Regions from separate parts of the Homo sapiens genome. Here region 1 is linked to region 2. The links are chromatin loops, found by intact Hi-C in ENCODE. Cell type or tissue: Caco-2. All regions are shown on one strand. Links, peaks and the distances in the headings refer to the core of each region. The heading gives the core; the rest is flanking DNA. Region 1 overlaps SORBS1 (sorbin and SH3 domain containing 1). Region 2 overlaps SORBS1 (sorbin and SH3 domain containing 1).

Region 1 (2,910 bases), core at 265-2,764, 50 kb after region 2:
GCATTGCCTGGGAACCTGTTAGAAATAAAAATCCTCTGGCCCCACCCTAGAGCTTCTGAATCAGAAATTCTGGGGGAGGGACCCAGCAATCTGTGTCTTAACAAGCCTTCCAGGTCATTCTGATCCAGCTCAAGTTTAAGAACCAGTGTGTTGTGCTATTAATAATAACATGAACCACGGTGGTAGATCAACAAAAGTAGCATCATATACACAGGCCTACAAAACACTTTCAAGTGTATTATCTTAATACATTTGATAATATATCAAATGTTGATACCCTCTTCTAATCCTAAGGCTCTGTAGTTCATTTGAATCTCACAGCAGTGCTGAAGTAGATAAGCTGCATTATCCCATTTTACAGAGGAGATTGAGGCTCAGATAGATGAAGTAACTAGCATAGATTACCCCTACCCAGAGCCCACTCATTAAAAAAGCGCACAAAAATTAGAGACTTAACTCTAAATAATTAAAAGTTACCAGCCCACACCCATTTCTCTTCCCCACGCTCCACAGGTATACTGGCCACAACAGGGGTGAAATTGACTTTCTTTTCATCTGGTCCATTGTCACTCACCTCAAGTGACTATTTCCAAGACCATCTTCCATTAATTCTGGATTTTCAATGCCTCTCTGACACAGAATTAAGACAACAGCCCTCAACCGACAAACAGGCCATGCGCCAAAAGTTCATTTTCAAGTTGGAGGGTTGGAACTCAGGTTGCATTTTCCCATGGACGTGACATGGAGATAGTTGTTGGATCCCCAGGTCAAGCCACAAAGCTGTCTCTGAGAGGGAGAGGCAGAGGACACAAGAGTGTTTGGCAATGGGCCATAGGGTTAAAATCCCAGCTTTCTAATCAGTAACCAACAGGAGACAAAAGCCCAAGTTACTTAGCCTTTCTCCGAGCCTCAGTTTCTTCGCCTGGGAATCCTAATACTGACCTTCCAGGGTTGAGAGGATTCAATGAAAATGCACACAGTTGATATTCAACAAGTGGCTGCATTGTTGTTGAACTCCTAAAGTAGAGGCCATATTCTATTTTTGCCCTGAAACCTATGCAATTGAAAAGAAATAAAATACATCTGAAATTATAACAAGACTGACTGCAAGAGGATTAACTGCCTCCTAAAGGACCAAGGAAAAGAAGGAAGGGTGTTGGGCTCAGGGGATGGCACAAGAGTCGGGTCCGGCCCTCACCCACTCCTCACACCTTTGGCCTTCCTTCAGCTCACTTGCCGCTTCTTTGGGAACCTTCCTTGGACTTCCAGCTTAGGTCAAATCTCTCTAGTACCTGCTTCAGTAGCCCCATGTACTTGCTCTTCATAGCCTTACACTGATTATAATGTTACCCTCATTTGCTTAATGCCTGTTTTCCCCACAACCTCACAAAGCCCATGAAGTCAGGGCTCAGGTCTGTTTCTGCTCATCAATGTATCTTCCCCTGGTACTTTGTCCTGTGCCTGGAACACAGTAGGTACTCAAATATTTGTAGAATGAATCACACCAGAGCAGCTGGGCAGGGAAGAGGACGTTGTGCACAGCTGACTGCACATATGTGCAGATAACAAATTGGCGGTCTGTGACTCAGGGCTACCCGGAAAAGCACACAACTCTTTTTCTGCCCCAATAAAATCAATCTGCTGCTGCCATATCACTCAGCCAAAAAGGCTGATTATTAAACGCACAAGTTATTAAACCCAAAGGCATCCTCTTCCAATGGGTGCACATGCCCCAGGCTGCTCAAAGGGCATGTGCTGAATGAAGCAAAATGGCACAGGAATCCAGGCAGGTCTGAGATGTGCTGCAGTTCTCCCTACCTCAGTCTCAAAGTGGAGGGATGCCAGCCTCACCACAGCTGGCAGCCTCACTATACCTTGGAGCTCTACAGCAAGGTATGGAAAATAATGCTGCCAGCTGCAATGTACTGAGTGTCTACATGTACCAAGCAATAGTCCTGGGTGATCCTCAAAACCTAATGAGGTAGTTATGGTCCCCTTTCTACAGATGAAGAAACTGAGACTCAGGGAGACCAGGAACATACTCATGATCACATAGTGAATAAGTAGCAGAGCCAGAACTATTAATAGAACCCAAATCAGATCGCAAAGTGTGTGCTCTTAGCCATATTCAGCTATCCATCACCATATTAGGTATAAGTTTCTCTAAGAGTCTGTGAAGTATGTACAGACCTTGGAGACTCAATGCAACATGATATAAAACAGAAAAGAGATACAATTCTAGTGTGGAATCTTCTACTACTATGTGACCCAGAGTAAGTCATTTCACCTCCCTGGGCCCCAGGGAGGCTTCCTCCCCACTAATGTTAAAGAATGAACTAGATGGCCATTAAGAGAAGAGATAGGATGCTGTTGAGCACACAAAAACACGTGCCAGTTAGAACCTATCATGAAACCACATCTGCCTGGCCTTTACCTAGGACCCAGCCACACTGCCTCTCAGCAATCTCTCACCCAAACCGGAGGTTAGCCGGAAACTTTGAGCTTTCTGGTAGGGAGGGAAGGAATGACAGAGGACACTTACTTTTCTACTAGGCCCCCTGAAACTGGCTTGGAATGAATCAAAGATAAGTAATAAGGGAAAGGAGACTGTTTACCATACATTTAAATATCTAAACCTCCCTCCCTCCTGCAGAGAACTGAAAAAATACCATATGCTGCAAAAGAAGCAGGTGTCAGTCTCCAAGTCTTCCATGGGCTCACACCCATCAGCAGTCTTCTGTGCAGCCCCACCTCCCTCTGGGATGTGTTCAACATACACCCAAGACCAACTGCAGGGACTGCCTTCAGAGGCCAAGGCCATCCGTCCAAGTAACAGATCTTCCCTCACTTCAACCCCTGCACTGCTGTACAGAGTGATCTGGAATTTACAGTCTCTTCTACAAAGCCTTA
Region 2 (2,910 bases), core at 178-2,677:
GGCACAGCGGCTCACGCCTGTAATCCCAGCACACTGGGAGGCCGAGGTGGGCTAATCACGACGTCAGGAGTTCGAGACCAGCCTGGCCAACATGGTGAAACCCCGTCTCTACTAAAAATACAAAAAATTAGCTGGCTGTAGTGGCAGGCGCCTGTAATCCCAGCTACTCAGGAGGCTGGGGCAGGAGAATCACTTGAACCCGGGAGGTGGAGGTTGCAGTGAGCCAAGATCACGCCACTGTACTCCAGCCTGGCGACAGAGCAAGACTCCATCTCCAAAAAAAAAAAAAGAAAAAGAAAAAACTTCCCAAATTCCAACTTTTCAGGAACTAGTAACTGAATAAATCAAGACAGTAAGCATTATAAATAGAAATAAATCTAAGCCACAACACTGAAAAACCACAAAAGGAAGGAGGGCTCACAGGCTCATGTACAGAAGCATGTGCACACGAAAGAGAGCTCGTTAGATCTACAGCTATAGATGTGACACATATTTGTAAGAGCCCCAATGTGGAGCCAATGTGACAGCAGACACAGCTTGAGCAACCATGCAAATTCTGCAACCAGAATCTTTAATTACCCATATTCAAGAGAAGGAAGCAAATGGCAAGAAAGGTGGATATCGCAGATTTCTTTTTTTTTTTTTTTTCTAAGAAAAAATAATCAACTTTATCGGTGTATTCTGGTCAGAAAACACTGAACTCCAACTCCTATACTTCCTACATATTATCAGACTGAACCATCTCAAATTAACTTTTTAAAGTAAAAAATAGTCAAATATTGGAATATCACGTTGTTCAAACTAACATATGGCATTATGAAGAAACATAAGACCTCAGTCATCAAAGACAGCCTCTAACATGGGTTCAGAAAAATCATCTCTATTTTTAAATTATTTTCTTCAATGAGTTCTGGGGTAGAAAAAGTAGGGTGATTTGGGGTTAACGGTTGTATAAGTTACCAAAAACTCCATTGACTAGAACTCTTCATTTTCTAAGCATTCCTATTAAAGTTTTACTGCAGAATAATTTATGAGATGTCTGAGGCATGTTGTGAAAAAAAATATGTCTGACATTTAAGACTATTTTAAAACATCTCTCTTGCAAAAAGAGCCAGAGGTGTGGCAAGTTTGGGCCTTGCTCATGGCTTGGGGAGAGCTGGGGTTTTCAGCAGTTAGGGGCAGGGAGCCGGCCCAGCTTCAAAGGCAGAGGCTGGCTCTCCACACACCCTGAGGCGCTATTGAGCAAAGACAGCAACTGTGTTCCTATCTGGGGCCCCAGCCCTCTGTCTGCCCTTCAAGGTTCCCTGCTGCCTGAGGAAACATGTGAAATATTTCCGTGAAGGGCCGGCTGTGTGGAAGCAACAGGAAATAAAGGTTTACCCCAGTGACTTCCCACTAACCAAGAGGCGGGGGTCCATTTGAGAATCACAGTTTTCCAAGTGACTTGTTATTTTTACCAGATGTTTTCAAAGGCAGGTCTTGTGCAGAGGATTTGAGAGGTGTTTTTGTTTTTTGGAATAGAAAGTACTTAACCATAAGAAGTATTCTAATTGAGCATTAAAAGCCGCCCCAAATTTAAACTCACAATGGGGAAAGAAACCTCCACAGAAACATGACTTCTAAATTATCTTTGGGCTTAAGAGAAACTGAGCATTCATATACTCTGAAACTTCCCAAAGGAAGCAAAATCAATTCTTAGAAAATTCAACCTTTACCATCTTCTTTTTTTTTTTTTTTTTTTTTTTTTTTTGAGGCAGAGTTTCACTCTTGTTGCCCAGGCTGGAGTGCAATGGCATGATCTCATCTCACCACAACCTCCGCCTCCTTGGTTCAAGCGATTCTCCTGCCTCGGCCTCCCGAGTAGCTGGGATTACAGGCATGCACCACCAGGCCCAGCTAATTTTGTATTTTTAGTAGAGATGTGGTTTCTCCATATTGTTCTGGCTGGTCGCGAACTCCCAACCTCAACTGATCCACCCGCCTCGGCCTCATAAAGTGCTGGTATTATAGGCGTGAGCCACCGTGCCCAGCCCTTTACCATCTTCTAACAAAGGTGTTAGGCTAAAGAGACTTCACTGGAACAGCACGGCCCAGATATAAAAACTGGTAGTTCAGCAGCCCCCTCAGATCCCATGGTGACCCTTTCTCCAAACCGCCCACACTGCCATTTTGTTAAGGTACCCACGCAAGGAGCACCCTTGCCTTCCACTCTCACTGCTAGGCCTTCCCCAAGCAGTGCCCCCTTGTCTGAAAAATTTTCCCTCTCCCTCTTCCCAGCCCCTACAAGCTAAGCTGCCACATCATGTCCTTTACATGGTTCCCACTTCCTCCAGAAAGATTTTCTAGGATGGATGGATCCTAGGAAAGAATGGATGACAGATTTCCACAGCCCCAACTCACCCAGACATGAAAATTTGTGTTTATGATCTTTCTTTCTTTCCCACTTATGGAACCTGCACTCTTTTATTATTAATGTATTTATTTGCCTAAGGTGCTATTTTCTCTTGTCTACTGATTGCTCAGTGCAACGCATCTAGCTCCAAATATGAGCTTCTACAAAGCAATGTTTTCAGCCTCATTACATAGAGAAGGACTGAAGGAAATAAGGAGGCTCAGCCTAAAGAAATGTGAACCAGGAGGTGCAGGCTGGGGGCCGGACAGGGCAGAGTGGAGTTCTGCCTCCTCCATTTCAGGTCCTATCTAAGGGCATTTTGCTTTGCCTCTTTGGGCTTCACTCCTCTTCTGCAAGGAATGAAATAATAAGACCAGCTTTGGGGCTATGACAATGACAATGTGATACGTGTAAAACCTTAGGTACACAGAGGAATCAAGTCCTTCGTCATTGCCGATGCTTTTCCAAAGCTCTGCCCACACCCCTTATAAATAGTTCCTTCATTAAAATCGCCTTAA

What was found. A loop is a pair of places that touch in the nucleus more often than their neighbours do. Peaks named below come from ENCODE experiments on the same cell type or tissue, not always from the same donor. Only the 100,000 strongest peaks of a DNase experiment are listed, where the experiment ranks them.
Region 1: a loop joins it to region 2, with 2.6 times the contacts of the local background. A loop is called at or near these places in 12 of 110 quality-filtered maps.

The regions. Positions count from the first base shown.
Region 1 is chr10:95,516,183-95,519,092 of GRCh38, forward strand. The region is part of intron 1 of SORBS1 (sorbin and SH3 domain containing 1); the gene reads right to left. Among named protein-coding and RNA genes, the nearest start is that of SORBS1, 44 kb to the right of the region's middle. In Caco-2, for the core only: no CTCF peak of the experiment used is centred there; a DNase peak (open chromatin) is centred at 1,539.
Region 2 is chr10:95,466,165-95,469,074 of GRCh38, forward strand. The region is part of intron 2 of SORBS1 (sorbin and SH3 domain containing 1); the gene reads right to left. Among named protein-coding and RNA genes, the nearest start is that of SORBS1, 94 kb to the right of the region's middle. In Caco-2, for the core only: no CTCF peak of the experiment used is centred there; a DNase peak (open chromatin) is centred at 1,257.